Linked DNA regions of Mus musculus: region 2 is linked to region 1. The links are chromatin contacts, found by Hi-C or POLR2A ChIA-PET in ENCODE. All regions are on one chromosome and are shown on one strand. The core of a region is the stretch at or near the end of the contact, and the rest is flanking DNA. Distances in the headings are between cores, read along the strand shown. Region 1 holds the start of Ppp5c (protein phosphatase 5, catalytic subunit). Region 2 holds the start of Hif3a (hypoxia inducible factor 3, alpha subunit).

Region 1 (7,079 bases), core at 1,693-4,192:
ACACACTCTGACCCTGGGCAAGAAGTTTCACTGTGAGGTGGCTTCCTCTATAAACCAAAGTGGCTGCTCTCTGCCACCCCCAATGCCCCAGGCAGGGTTCAGCTCAGGAGTGCCTGGCCACCACAGGTTTAATGAAAGCTAGCTGCAATTATTCTTTTTATTGGTATCCTTACTTATAGCCTGAGCCTGGGGCTCTGTGCTTGCCACTGCCTGCCCACAGCAGCGGGAGGCCTGGATCAGGAAGGGTGCTCCTTCAAGTCAGCTCCAGGCCAGGCCCCTCTGGCTGCCTGCCCAGCCCTAAGTTCCTGGGAGCCCAAACCTCAGGACCTGGGAGGCAGGGGTGAGGGTGAAGGGTCCTTCCCGATGGCTAACTCCTTCCCCTACCTGTCCTCTGCAGCAGTAGCCCAGTTTCTGGATGATCTTTTCAGGACCCAAGGAAAGATGGCCGCGCCTTCTTCCAACCAGTACATAGCTGGGCCTAGTCAACTGGTGCTGGTGGCCTCCAACCTTCCAAACCTTGCAAGCCAGGCTTACCGTCCTGATAGGATCTCTCACACTCATTAACTTCCCTCCCTTCTAGCAGCCCCACCCCGCCCTAAGCCCCGTTCTTTAGAAGGCATGAATCTGGACCAGCTTTAGCTCTCCAGGGCCTCTGCTGACAGCTCAAGTCCCCTCCCACCTTCTATGTGTAGCTGCATCCTAACCCTTCTAACCACCTCCACTTCTGCCCCACTCCCTAGTGCCAGGCTCCACTCACCTTAGCCACCTGCTCCCCTCCCCGTCTCTGGGCAGCCAGCCTCAGTTCCTCCCACTAGCCTGGTCAAAGGCTCCACCCCTCACCTGTCTTCCCTTCCAGTCTCCTCTCTCCAGCCTGGCCTTTGAATCCAGTCTCTGAACAGCAAGGAGGACCAGTACCCAAAGTAACTGGACCACTCTCCTAAAACCCCTCCACAGCTCCAAGCCACCGTTAGGATGACACCTATAAAACCACTCAGCCCCCGAAGGCTCTAACTCTGGCCTCACCTCTCTCCTTGGTCTTCACAATCCTCCCACCTCCACCTCCAGAGAGCTGGGATGACAGGCAAGCACCATGTCTGGGCTTATCCCCATGGGGGGTGGGCACCTTTCCCCAAGGACTCTAAATCCTTCTCACCTTCCCCCACCTCCTCCAGATCTGTTACAGCTGGGTCTGTTTCTCTTTTGGGCCATAGCTGAAAAAGCATCCCTAGGACCCCCACCTACTCCCTCTTGCCATCTGCCCCCAATTCTCCATTCCCTTTCAGAACCGAGACACTTGTGCCTGTTGGTCTCCAATTCCTCACTTGCCTTCACCAGCCAGGGTCTTCTGGGCTGGCAGCCTCTTTATCATCTACAACTGCTGTTAACGTCACCGCGTTCCTCTGGGAGCAAAAGCTCTGATGGACAGTGCCTGGGGCTAGGTGATCAGGCACGTGGCTTTCTTTCCGGAAGAACCTTGTTTTCTTAGCCTGTGGCACCTTTCCTGGTTTCTCTTCCACCTCAGTCACTTCTCCTCAGTAGCCCCTTTTCCGCTGTAAACATGAAAACTCCATCCTAGGTTCTCTCTAGATCCCACTCTCTGGTGACTTCATCCATTCCCAGGGCACCTCCAACCATAGGCTGGTTACACTCAAAATTTTCTCCAGTCCAGACTGGTCCCATCTACCCACTCAATGTCCCTTTTCGGACAGCGAAGGAAACCCAAAACTCATCTTTGTGACGAATTCAGATTTTGCATGCTCTGTCCCCTTATCTTAATCTTCTCTTGTATCAGTCTTCCCCTCGTACCCCCAGTTTCCTCAAACTCCAGCCAAGCCAGTCTGTTTTCAATCACTCTCCACCCCAGGGTCTTCACACAAACTCAGTGGTCAGGACCCACGTGTAAAACTCCTTGTCAATTCGCCTCAAAAAGCCTCTTTCTCCAGGCACTCCCGACCTCACCATCGAAAGCAGACTCTAAGCTGTATTTCCTGTGTTGTCACCTTGACCCAAAGTGATCATCACAAGTTTGCAATGATTGGTTCTGCTTAAATCCGAGTCATGTGTTGCATTCATCGCTGCAGCCTCAGAGCCAAGCACAGGCCGTGTAGCACATGACACTTATTTAATACAAGTGTACTGAAAGAATGAATGAACGGAGACATGTCCTCCCACATGGCACTCTTAGCCCAAGATCACCCTATTCGTTCCTGCTCCACCTCTCCACCCTACTCGTTTCCTTGGATCACCCCAAATCGCCTTCCAATATAATTATCTACCTCCATCCCCATAATTCCCTTCTCTATTGGGCCTTCTCTTCTCGGTCATACTCATCTCAGGCCTCCCCACTCGGCAGCGCCATCACTGCCCTAAACACATGTCACTATTTGGTAGCGCCCTCTTCAGGTCTGACCACCATTTAGCACCTCTGTCCAGGTCTCACATTTGGTAGCACTCACATGTCGGCCCCCTGCTTTTCCCCTATCGTGTAGCAGCGCCTGCCTCAGTCTCCCCAGTGAGTGGCTTCTGCTTGGTATCCACTTCTCAGCAGCTCTCCCCAGTCTGTCGTCCAGCCTGAGCCTCCTCCTCGCGCCTGGCTACTCTGTAGTGCTTGCCCGGCGCCCAGGCTGCCGCTCCGCGTTGCCATGGTTCCCCGCCGGGCCTGGCACCCCCACAGCCTGGGCCGCTGTCCACCCTCCCTCACCCCGTCCGGGCCGGGCGCACCTTTGAAGTAGTCGTTGGCCTGTGTCTTGAGCTCCTCTGCCCGCTTCAGAGTGCCATCGGCCGGGGGTTCGTCCCGGGGGGTCTCAGCACACTCAGTCCGCTCGCCCTCCGCCATCGCCATGCCGCAAAGCGACCCCCACCCTGGCAACGGCCGCTCGCGGCACCAGGCCGAACCGTCGCGAAGGAGTGCCGAGTGACCGCCGCCGCTGCCGCACAAGTGTCGTAAAGCGCGGGCCCCAAAGGCACTCCTGACGCGCCTGCGCGGCGTCCCCCCCAACTTCCCCCCCCCCCCGCCCCCGCCCCCAGAGCGCCGGGAGGACAAGGTGACCAGAGGGTATCCAGACCGTACTTGTACTTGTAGAAGTAGCCAATCAGAAAGGAGAGAAGGGGCCTTGTGGATGGGGGCAGGCCGGGAGGGCGCCTACTCCCAAAGTTGCGAGGCTGCAAAAGTTTCTTGGAGATCCCGGCTTCCTTTAGGGTTGGTGATTGGGTTGCGTTGCCTCCGGCGGGTGGGGCTGCTTTCAAACCAGCACCCTGCCCAACCCGGAGTTTGCTCTGGAGCTGGGTGCTGCCAATTACTCGTGTGACCTTGAACAAGTTTATCTCTTGTCTCCTCAGTAACCCTTTTGGAAAATGGGTAGTTTCTCAAGCAAACAAAATAAAACTTGAACGTTGCAAATCAAGGCTCTTTTTGAATTATTAACAAGGCATCCCGATCTTCAAGTCTTGACAAGTCTCAATTGTACCATGTTTGTTCCGAGCCCAACAGCATCCTTATTAATTTATTTTATTTTTTTATTTTGAGATAGGATTTAATTATGCAACCCTGGCTAGCCTGGAACTTGCTATATAAACCAGGCTGGCCTTGAATTCAAAGACCCAGCTGCCTGTACCTCCCAAGTGTTGGGATTAAAGCTTTGCATCATCATGTCAAGTCCTAGAAAAAACCTTTTAAAGGGTCATGGATGTAGCTCAGTTGGTAGAGTACTTGTCTAGAGTGCTCCAGGCTTGAGTTCCAATTCCAGCACTATATAAATCAGGCTGAAAGGTGCACCTCAGTAATTTGAAGGCTTGATAGGTGGAGGCAACAGTATCAGAATTTCAGGTTCAAGGCCAGCCTGGGATACCTGAGACGCTGTTCCGAATACAAACAACCACACCAAAGGGATTTTTTTTTTTCTTCCGAGACAGGGTTTCTCTGTGTAGCCCTGGCTGTCCTGGAACTCACTCTGTAGACCAGGCTGGCCTTGAACTCAGAAATTCGCCTAACTCTGCCTCCCAAGTGCTGGGATTAAAGGCGTGTGCCACAACACCCCAGCCCCAAAGGGATCTTTTAAATGACACTGTTGCTGCTTGCATTTCCTGTGCCTGGATCAGAGCTTCAGCCTCCTCTGATGCTTGCGTTCATCCTCCCTCCTCCAGTTTACCTTCCATATGGCAGTCAGAGGCATCTTGCTGGAATACTGTAAAACTGGCACCCGCCGCAGCCTTCCATGGCTCCCCAGCTCCCTCGTGAGACAACCCAAACTCTTTCTGAGAAGCCACGGGTAGTCTAGCCTCCAGTAACATCTTCAGACCCCACTGTGTATCTTCCTATTCTAGTCTTTAAGTCCTCAATCTAGACACTAACACTATATATAAGTGCTTTAAGGCTGTGTATCAGCCTCACCTCCCCCGCTCCACCCCTGACTACAACTAACAATCACTCTGGAAAATCGATGTTGGTACACATGTCCATTTGACGTGTGTCCACAGGCATCAACGTATTCCTGAAGAGTCTGACTGAGAGTGAATCTGAATCTAATTTCTAGGCACAGTCCCTATTTGACTATACCTGCCAGTGCCAGTGGGATCATGTAGGAAGTGAATTTTCTTTTGATTTTTTTTTTTTTGAGGCAGTATCTGCTCTAACAAATTTGAACCCAGCTCCAATTGTTCCTGAAGCTATGTGATCTTGAGCAAGCCACAATACTATTATTTCCTCTGTGAGGAGGAGCTAGTAATAGTGCCTGCCTATACATGCAGAGGAGGCTTAAGAGAAGCCTGGCTTGGTGGCTCACCCTTGCAGTCCAGCATTTGAGAGGCTGAGGAGGAAGATTTATCCAGAGTTGTTTCAGGCTAGCATGAGCCACAGAGTTAGTTCCAGGTCAACCTGGGTTCTCTCTCTCTGTCTCTCTCTGTCTCTCTCTCTCTGTGTCTCTCTCTGTCTCTCTGTCTGTCTCCCCCCCCCCCCCTCTCTCCCTCTCTCTCCTTTTCCCAGCCAAAAAACCCTAACCTAACCAAAAGTTCATATGAGTTAGTGTTTACCTGAGAGACTTAACAGAAGCACTCTCCATGTAGAGGACATTACAGGTAGCCTGAGTTCAACAAAGTGAATCAAGCTGGAATGAGGGGCTGTTTAGGGGGTGTAGGAAGATCTTGTCCACCTGGGGGAAGCAAAAATGACTTCCTGGAGGAGTGTTAGGCCTGAGGTCACAAGTATTAGGTTTTGTTGGGTGTTTTTTGACAGGGTTCTATATAGTCTCTGCTGGCTTTAAACTCAGGCTACCTTCAGATAAGAGGTGCTGGCATTACAGGTCTGTGCCACTGAGCCCTGTCTTATGTGGTACTGAGGATGGAACTCAGGCCTTCATGCCCGCTAGGCAGTCACGTTATAAACTGAGGCGCATCTTCAGGAAAGACATTTAAAACAGAAGGCACAGCACGTGCAACAACTTGAAAGTGGTTTTGCCTGGGTTCCTGTGTGGGTCACATGGGAGAGGGGTAGAGGAGTGACACTCACGGAGTCGAAACAGAACAGATACACCCTCCCACACGGAATCTGCAGACTCAATCTCCCACACAGTCTCTCTCTCTCTCTCTCTCTCTCTCTCTCTCTCTCTCTCTCTCTCTCTCTGAATTACTGTGCTACAAAGTCCCACACACATATACAGCATCACAGCATCACACCGACATTAAGAAAAGAATCAAAGTGCACTGTGATCAGTCATGGCTGAAGATGTAGATCAATCCGTAGAGTAATTAGCATGCACAAGCTCCTGGGTTCAGTCCCCAGGACCGAAGAAAACAGGTGTGGTGAAGCATGCCTGTCATCCCAGCACTTGGGAGATAGAGAAGTTCTTGGCTACACAGTGAGTTAACGATCAGCCGTGATAGATCAGATCCTGCATTAAACAAACAAACGAACTCCAAACTCCACAGGCTACTGAGAAGCATCAGCAAGTAATGATGCTGCCTCCAAGCCTGAAGACTTGAGAGTGTGATACTTAGGACCCTCATGGTGAAAGGCAAGAATCAAGTCCTGCAAGTTGTCCTTTAATATGCACACATATAGTATGCACACACACCCAAACTCATGCACACAAAACAAATAAAATGAAAAAAAAAATCACAATGTTTGCAACAAGAAAGTACAGAAAAATATCCAGAAACTAACATCAATGTGCAGAAAGAATCACAATCCTCCCACCACAGAAGCATGGTACAAAGACCCACATGTTTCCACAAAATAGCAACATCAGCATACACAGAGACTCATACACACACAGAGACACACACACACACACACACAGCACCAGAAAGTATTATGAAAGCCAAATGTAGTGGTAGTGGCACACCCCTGTTATACCAGCACTTAAGAGGTGGAGGCAGGCTGATCAAAGTTACAGGTCATCCTTGGCTACACAGTGAATTTGAGGCTAGCCTGGTTTACAATAGGCTTTGTCACATTCTCCATAAAAAAACAAGGAATCCCAGCTACACAGTGTACCCACAACCTCCAAAGCAACCCCACAGATGAGTCAACACCGGTCTCTCTGGTGCCTAACAAGGAGAGGTCTTTATGGTGGTTTTGGAGACATTTGTGGGTTTCTGGGCTAAGGATAGCTGGGCCATGTCCTTCCCTCCCTCCTAGCCAGGACAATTTTTCCGGTTAAGGGCCCACAACACCCATGAGGGGAGAGAGGATTCAGTCCCTTTCCCCTGTAGCACCTGAACAGGCCACCTCTTGACAAGACAAAGTAGTGCCTTCCAAAGAGGGGTGAATAAGGTAGAGATGGGAGTCTTCTCCTGTGGAAGACCCAGAGTAGCACCATCGTGGAAGGGGAGCTGGGGGTTAGGAAGATGCATAGCTGGTGGGAGACAGTGGAGGGGTCCTGCCCTCTTTCCCCACCCCAAGATATGCAGATAGGGCTGTGCGTGTGCCTGTGTGCGGCTGGATTATGGAGCTCCTAGGAAGGAGAAGGAGCCCCAGGTCCCTAGATACCTGGAGTAGAGTTAAGGTTGAATGCATGCCTGGAGGCTTGGGGTGAGGTGTGAAAGAGGTTCTAGGGTAGAGAATTTTTAGGGCTATGAGACAG
Region 2 (7,079 bases), core at 1,220-3,719, 35 kb after region 1:
CAAGACTGGAAGCTGGTGCTCTGGGAGGGAAATCCCTGGGCCAGGGAGTGGAAGCTTGGGGGTTTGAACCCTGACTTTAGAGCCTGTGTTCTAAAATGTTATTCTTCAAGAAGGTGTGCCCACCACCCCAGGGACTCCTGTCTGTTCCTTTCTGCCTGGTGGCCTTAAGTCCTTTCCTCCTGTCCCAGCACCGCTGCGGATCTCCCTAGCTGGCCCAGCTCTGGGCCAACCCCTTGGCAGTGTGCCCAGCCTGGGACGTGCGCCTGGAACCTTGCCACCTTCACTCCGTGTTCTAACTGAGAACAGAGGGTGGGGCCTAGGGGCCCAGGGTGAGGCCTGGGAAGGGGGACTTGGGGCCCAGTGGTGTCTTAGCCAAGAGAGAAAAGACCCCATCTCTTTCTCACCCCGAACAGCTCAGGGAATTAAGACATTAAGAATTTTCACATTCTGAGCTTCTCTCTGACTCTTAGCTGGGTACTGGGGGGTGGAGGGGCTTGCCAAAACTGTAGAGGGTTTGAGGTGCACTGGGGGCTTAGCTTTACATCTGACCCCTTTGATATTGCTTGGAGGTGACCTGAGAGGCCAGGGGACAAGGTTTGGGTTGGAGAAAGGACTTAAGGTAGGGGTCAGTGGGGAGTCTCTCTGACCTTGATCCAACTTGTTCTCATGTCATTCGGTGGGGTGTCTAGCCATCTGTCCTGTTTTTCCCGGAAACCCTGCTCTCAGGTGGGTATTCAGGGCAGTGTGCTCATTCTTGATCTCCTATGAATACTCCCCACAAAGAGTAAGATGGCTTGGAGACGGAAGCTAGAAGAAAGAAAGGGGCACACGGCGCCAGAGGTAACCACTCACCCTCACCCAAGCCCCCTCTGATGCCAACTGTCATCCTGGGGGTGCAGGAGGGGCCCGGAGCTCAGCTGTGAGGCGGGTGCAAGTTGGATGTGCGGCCGCGTGGGATGACACCACAGGAAAGGGCTGGCCTTGGGTGCTAACGGGAGGAGGAGTGGGGGGGGGGGAGCGATGACACCCTAGTTAAGTTAGGAGAGGGCCCTCACACAACCATAAAGGGGCGCTGTCACGAGCGGCACCAGGGATGGCCTAGAAGGGGTGGGGACTGAGTTCCCGGGTGGGCTCAGGGCCAGAAGTTGGAATAGATGGGCCAGACAGGGCCAGAAAAAGGGCGAGCCTGGGTGGGTTGAGGTAGGGGGTAAAAACTGGGTGTAGAGAAAAACCAATCAGATCTCGGAAGCCAGGGAGGAGGGACAGGGGTGAGGCTTGAGGGATGCCCCAATTTAGACAGGGAATACCAAGAGTCTAGGAAATTTTTCTGGGGTCTCCCGTGGCAACCTGGCGAAATGGGCTCCACTGGCTATGGTCCCAAAGCCTCTGCACCTGTTGCAAGGTGAACACAGAACCCGCTTCTTCCTAGGATAACCCCAGCTGTGTCCAGCCACAGGAGGGCGCTGCCTTCCCTTGATTAGCCAGGGCATCTTTCGGAAGGATGTCTCTCAAATAGGGTTTGGGTGGGGCCCTCCTCCCTCAATTACAGACTGGGTCCAGGCAGATGAAATTGACACAGAACCAGATCGCAGGAAGTGGCTCAGATTTGTTCTGTTGGTACTGAAAAGGAGCGACCCTACTTATTTAATGCTGTTTTTTGAGACAAGAAAATGTAGACCAAAGCTGGTCTGGAACTTGCCATGTAGGCCAGGCTGGCTTTGAAAGCATCAATCTCCTATAGCTTTCCAAGTGCTGGGTTTACAGGCATGAATCTCCTTCCCCAGCTATCATTCCACTCTTTGAAAGGCAAAAAGACCTTGGTTAGGTCCCACACAGCCTCTAATGAGGACCTCCCTATCCCCATGTCATTTTAGAGCATTTTGAAGCTTGGGAGACTGTTAGAAAGGGCATGGTAAAATTAACCTCTCTCCTGGAATTCAGAAATAGTGTCTTTCAGGGACTCCCTAGAAACTCCAGTTTGGGGATCCCTTATTAACACCACAAGAGCTAGACTGCCAAGGAAGACTCCTTTCAGGGATTTGGAGGAAAAGACTTTTTTGGAAGAAGTCTTCCTTGCTCAAACGCGACCACCTCCAATCCATAAGGAACTTGGAGTTTCACCCCCAGCCAGATGGAGGATTGAACCCGATGTATCTGGAAATTGCAGCTCATAACCCCAAAGCAGTTCCAGGGGAGGGGGGCGGGACAGCTGGAGCTCTGGGGGTAAATCCCTGATACCCTGAAAACCTCTAAGGTGGAGGGTGCATCGGGATGTGTCCCCAATCGGGCGCCTCACAGTGTCCTCAACTTGAGCCACACCCCAGAGATGAGGGGTTCCCTTAAAGCTCCGTCAAAGAGAGCCCCCAGACCCCACCATCCTATCCCCGAAGCCCTGTACCTCACGCGCTGCAGCCCCAACGCCATGGCTCGCCCTTCGCGGTTCCAGAGCCCTCGATGCCCAGCGTCCCCCTCCCCTGCCTGTGTGAGCCCCCTCCCCAGCTCCACCTCTGCCACTCCATTGGCTGGTCTTTGCCCAGCCCGCGGCTCTGATTGGAAGGTGGGCTTGTTGCTCCCGAGAAGGAGGAGGGACTAAAGGAGAAGACTTGGAACTTCAAGGGGTTGGGGAATCCGATGTAATGCACACCCCCAGCCACGCCCCTGCCCCAGACTTCCTTGGCAGTCCGGAGCCCGCCGGGCGTGATTTCCCTCCAGTCTCTGAACTTCCATATGTACACTTCTGAACCATCTGATTCACTGTTCTCTGTGTCCCAGTTCCTGTCGCAGTCTCTGCCTTCACTCCCACCTTTCCCAACCCCCTCTCCTTTCTCCCGCTCTGTCCTTTTCTTGACGTACCAAGTCCCCACTTCTCTCCACCCCGAACTCTACTTCACCTGTATTTCATAACCCCTTTCTTTGCCATACCCCATGTCCCTCCACTGTGTGGCCCCACTGTGGACCCCGCCTCCCAGAATCTTCCTTGTCCACCCGTCTCCACCCCATCCTGACCCGTGGCCTCTCTTAACTCCCTGTGCAGGTTCCTGCGGATGAATAATTAAGCTTCTGTCAAGTAAATATGCTTTAGCTTCATCACACCCACTTGTAAAGGGAACAGAGAACCGATGAGAGATACGTGCGCAGTGACATGGACAGGTGGAAGACGGTACAGCTGGGTAAGGAAGAGGAAGGAAGTTCCTGTGTAGGCTGGAGAGGGCGTGGACACTAAGGACAGGGGTGAAGGAGCAGTGTTCCTTCCGTATGCAGGTTTGGGTACACTCTACACTGCGGCAGAAATGGATTTATTGTTTTTGAGTTATTGGGCAAGCTCCATCTTAGGACTTTCACACATAACTGCGCACTCTCTTTAGAGTGCTCTTCTCGGCTAGACGGTTGGCTCCAGGTTTAAGGCCCTTGCTGCCAACCCTGAAGACCAGTGTTCAATCCCCAGGCCCTCCCCCCTCCCCCCACATCGTGGAAGGCAAGGTCTTTGATTTATCTGCGCGCACGCGCGCACACACACACACACACACACACACACACACACATACACACACCACACGTAAAATGTAATAAAAAACTTAAAAAAATTCTCCTCTAAAAATCCACATGGCTCCCCACCTCAACTCAGGAAAATAGTAAGCTGTCTCCTCCCATTGCCTTCTCTTCTCCATCTTCCTTCTCCTCTTCTTTCTCCTTCCTCTTTCTTCCTCCTCTTCTCCATTTTATTTTCAGATGGGGTCTCATGTAACCCCGTCAAGACTGGCCAGCAAGAGCTGGCCTTGAACTTCTATCCTCCTGCCTTCACCTTCCAAGTGGATTACAGGTGTGTACCATTATGCCCAGCTCCCATGCCATTTAGTTTCAGTTGATTTTATTTGAATAAATCTGACTATATCCATGCTATCAGCAACTCCAGGGAAGAAGGCAAAATCCAGACAGAGCCAATCACTGTAGGACTTCCTTGGCCACAGTGATTACCAGTTTTGGGAAGATATATGAACCAAACTAGTATAGTGAAGATTAACTCTGAGGACTTTGCTGTAACTGTCAGGAGAGAGGGTTTATTTATTTCTTATTGTTTTATTGTGTTTATAGCACAGAGGATTGAATTTGGGACAAACTCAACCAGAACCATACATATCCCCAGCTCTTCACTGTGATATTGAGATTCTAGGCAGGGGCTCTACCACTGAGCCACGCCCCCAGCCCCTCACTGGGGGATTCTAGGCAGGGGCTCTACCACTGAGCCACGCCCCCAGCCCCTCACTGGGGGATTCTAGACAGGGGCTCTACCACTGAGCCACACCCCCAGCCCCTCACTGGGGGATTCTAGGCAGGGGCTCTACCACTGAGCCACGCCCCCAGCCCCTCACTGGGGGATTCTAGACAGGGGCTCTACCACTGAGCCACACCCCCAGCCCCTCACTGGGGGATTCTAGGCAGGGGCTCTACCACTGAGCCACGCCCCCAGCCCCTCACTGGGGGATTCTAGGCAGATGCTCTACCACTGAGCCACGCCCCAGCCCTTCACTGGGGCATTCTAGGCAGGGGCTCTGCCACTGAGCCACACCCTAACCCCTCACTGGGGGATTCTAAGCAGGAGACAGGGGCACTACCACCAAGTCTGAGCTCCATTGTTCTTTTTAGCAATCTGGCTCGCAAAGCAACTACCCTACGCGTGTATTATATTTCACAATAATAAAAAAATGACTTGACAGTAATTGTCATTGAGGAGCGCTGAGTTAACTGGAGGTCACAACTGAAAGCAGAGAGCTGAAATCCTCAAAATAGAATGTGCAGGTCTGTGAGGGGTGCTCTGGGGCATGTTCAGTGATCCTCCCACCCTCATTGCTCTCCAAAGCTGTTTTTATAACACTAGTAAGATGCTCTTGCCTCACTCTTCTCCCCCTGTACACTGACAGTTTCCATGGTCACGGATATGTGATAGGAAACTTGCTCTGATGTTATATTTTATTATTATAAATGTAATTTTAAAAGAATTCCACACAATGGATTGGTGTCAAACTGATTCCTTTTCAGTTTTTCTTTTCTTTTGATTTCTTTGTTTCTTTTCTTTTTTTGATTTTTGAGATAGGATTTCTCTGTGTAGCCCTGGCTGTCCTGGAACTCACTCTGTAGACCAGGCTGGCCTTGAACTCAGAGATCCACCTGCCTCTGCCTCCCGAGTGCTGGGATTGAAGGCGTGCGCCACCACCACTCAGCTCCCCTTTAAGTTCTCTTATTCCCTTCTTGCTCTTGCTGACTCCTATCCCTTTCCCAATGAGTCCCCTTCCTGCTTTCATGTCTTTTGGGGGTTGTTTGGGGGAAAGTCTTGTGCAGGTAGCCATGGTTGCTGAGTGTCCGTGATTGCAATGACCTCGTAAAATGCTCCAGAAACCAACATTTTGGGGGTTTCTTCCCTATCTTCTGGTTCTTACAACCTTTCCATCACCTCCTTTTCTTTGGTGATAGAGATGTCTTGTTTAGGTCTGAGTACTAAACATTCCCTTATTTGCAGCTATTTGGGCATTTATCAATTTCTGCTTTAACTGTTGCCTGCTTCCAGAAGAGACTTATTCTGCCAAAGCTGCATTAGTCTGTGAGTATAAACAGAAATGTTAAGAAGGCAGTTTGACTACATGTTTGTTTAAGAAAACATCAGTAGTGAATTCTCCCATAGGGCCCATGACCCCTTAGCCATAAATTTTTGGCTAGGCTTATAGTACCAGCTGTGAATCCCACGGTACGGATTGGGTCTCAGATCCAAGGAGAAAGTGGTTGGTTACACCTGGACCACTCATGGCGCTACCGCAGTGCTGCACACGCTTTGCCTTGTGGGCCAGTATCGCAGCAAGCAGGGCCACCGCTGAGTGAGATCACTGATAACTCCCCCCCCCCCCCCCCCCAGCGATCTGCACACCACCTTCCAGTAGCACTGTGAACTCTAGCCAGCAGGAAGGACGCTTCCATATCACTTCCAGCTTGATTTCTCTGTGTCTTCTGCAGCAGGGCCTTATTGTCTAGTTCTCATGGGTGGCTAATGACAAGCCTCTACCACTTTTGGGGCTTTTAAGGACCCTGTAGCCAACAGACCCTAGGGAGGTATCCTGCACCTGGCATGGGATTTTCATGGATCCACCATGCAGGGCATCTCTGTTTAAGCTCCTTTGTGTGTGTGTGTGTGTGTGTGTGTGTGTGTGTGTGATCACTTTGGCCCAGGCTGGCCTTGAACTCACTAAATCCTAGATCAGTGGCTCTCACCCTTTCTAATGCAGTGACCCTTTAATTCAGTCCCTCAATCATGCTGACCCCCAATCATAAAATTATCTTCACTGCTACTTCATAACTGTAATTCTGATACTGTTGGGAATTGTAACATAAATATCTGATATTCAGGATATCTGACATGCCACCTTTATGGAAGGATCATTTGATGTCCCTGCCCCTCCTGTGACTCAGAAGTTGAGAACCACTCTTGTAGAGGCTGACCTTGAACTCTTGATCCTCCTGCCTTTGACCCTCAAGTGCTGGGAGTGGGTTACCATGCCCAACTTCTCCATTTCATATGGCCTACTTTAGGAGTCCTCCATACTTTAAAAGGATGTAAAGGAGTTTGGGAAGCCAAACCCACAAGCAATGGAGCTTTAACTAAACCTGGCGTGCCCTCTGGTGGTCAGAGTTGGTATGACTCTGCTGATGCCTGTGCCTGTCTAGTTGGCTGTGAATAATTGCATACTTCACATCGGTAACATATATATACAACATATATATATATATATATATATATATATACACACATATGCATATATGTATGCATGTATATATATATTAATTTATGTGAGTACACTGTAGCTGTCTTCTGACACACCAGAAGAGGGCATCGGATTTCATTATAGATGGTTGTGAGCCACAATGTGGTTGCTGGGATTTGAACTCAGGACCTCTGAAAGAGCAGTCAGTGAGTGCTCTTAACGGCTGAGCCATCTCTCCAGCCCCCAGTAACATATTTTTAATGGATTGATTTTATATTTTAAGATCTTTGGAGGGTGCTCTGTAGAGATATCCTAGCTGTCAAAAGTGTT

The links. Hi-C counts contacts between places; a loop is a spot of excess contacts on that map. ChIA-PET counts read pairs that join two places held with the same protein, here RNA polymerase II (POLR2A).
Region 2: a map of left cerebral cortex shows a loop between it and region 1 (5-fold over the local background). The contact joins the promoter of Hif3a here to the promoter of Ppp5c in region 1. A Hi-C loop is called at or near these places in 14 of 37 maps with a recorded cell type or tissue (CH12F3, T-helper 1 cell, T-helper 17 cell and 3 more). POLR2A ChIA-PET finds 5 or more read pairs at or near these places in 4 of 5 experiments (Patski and embryonic stem cell).

Annotation. Positions count from the first base shown.
Region 1 is chr7:17,024,972-17,032,050 of GRCm38, forward strand. It overlaps Ppp5c (protein phosphatase 5, catalytic subunit), which reads right to left and starts at 2,943. Exons shown (of 13, transcript NM_011155.2): 1 at 2,722-2,943. The coding sequence starts at 2,842. Hif3a (hypoxia inducible factor 3, alpha subunit) reads right to left here. Exons shown (of 15, transcript NM_001162950.1): 15 at 6,022-7,079.
Region 2 is chr7:17,059,958-17,067,036 of GRCm38, forward strand. It overlaps Hif3a (hypoxia inducible factor 3, alpha subunit), which reads right to left and starts at 2,470. Exons shown (of 15, transcript NM_001162950.1): 1 at 2,399-2,470. The coding sequence starts at 2,424.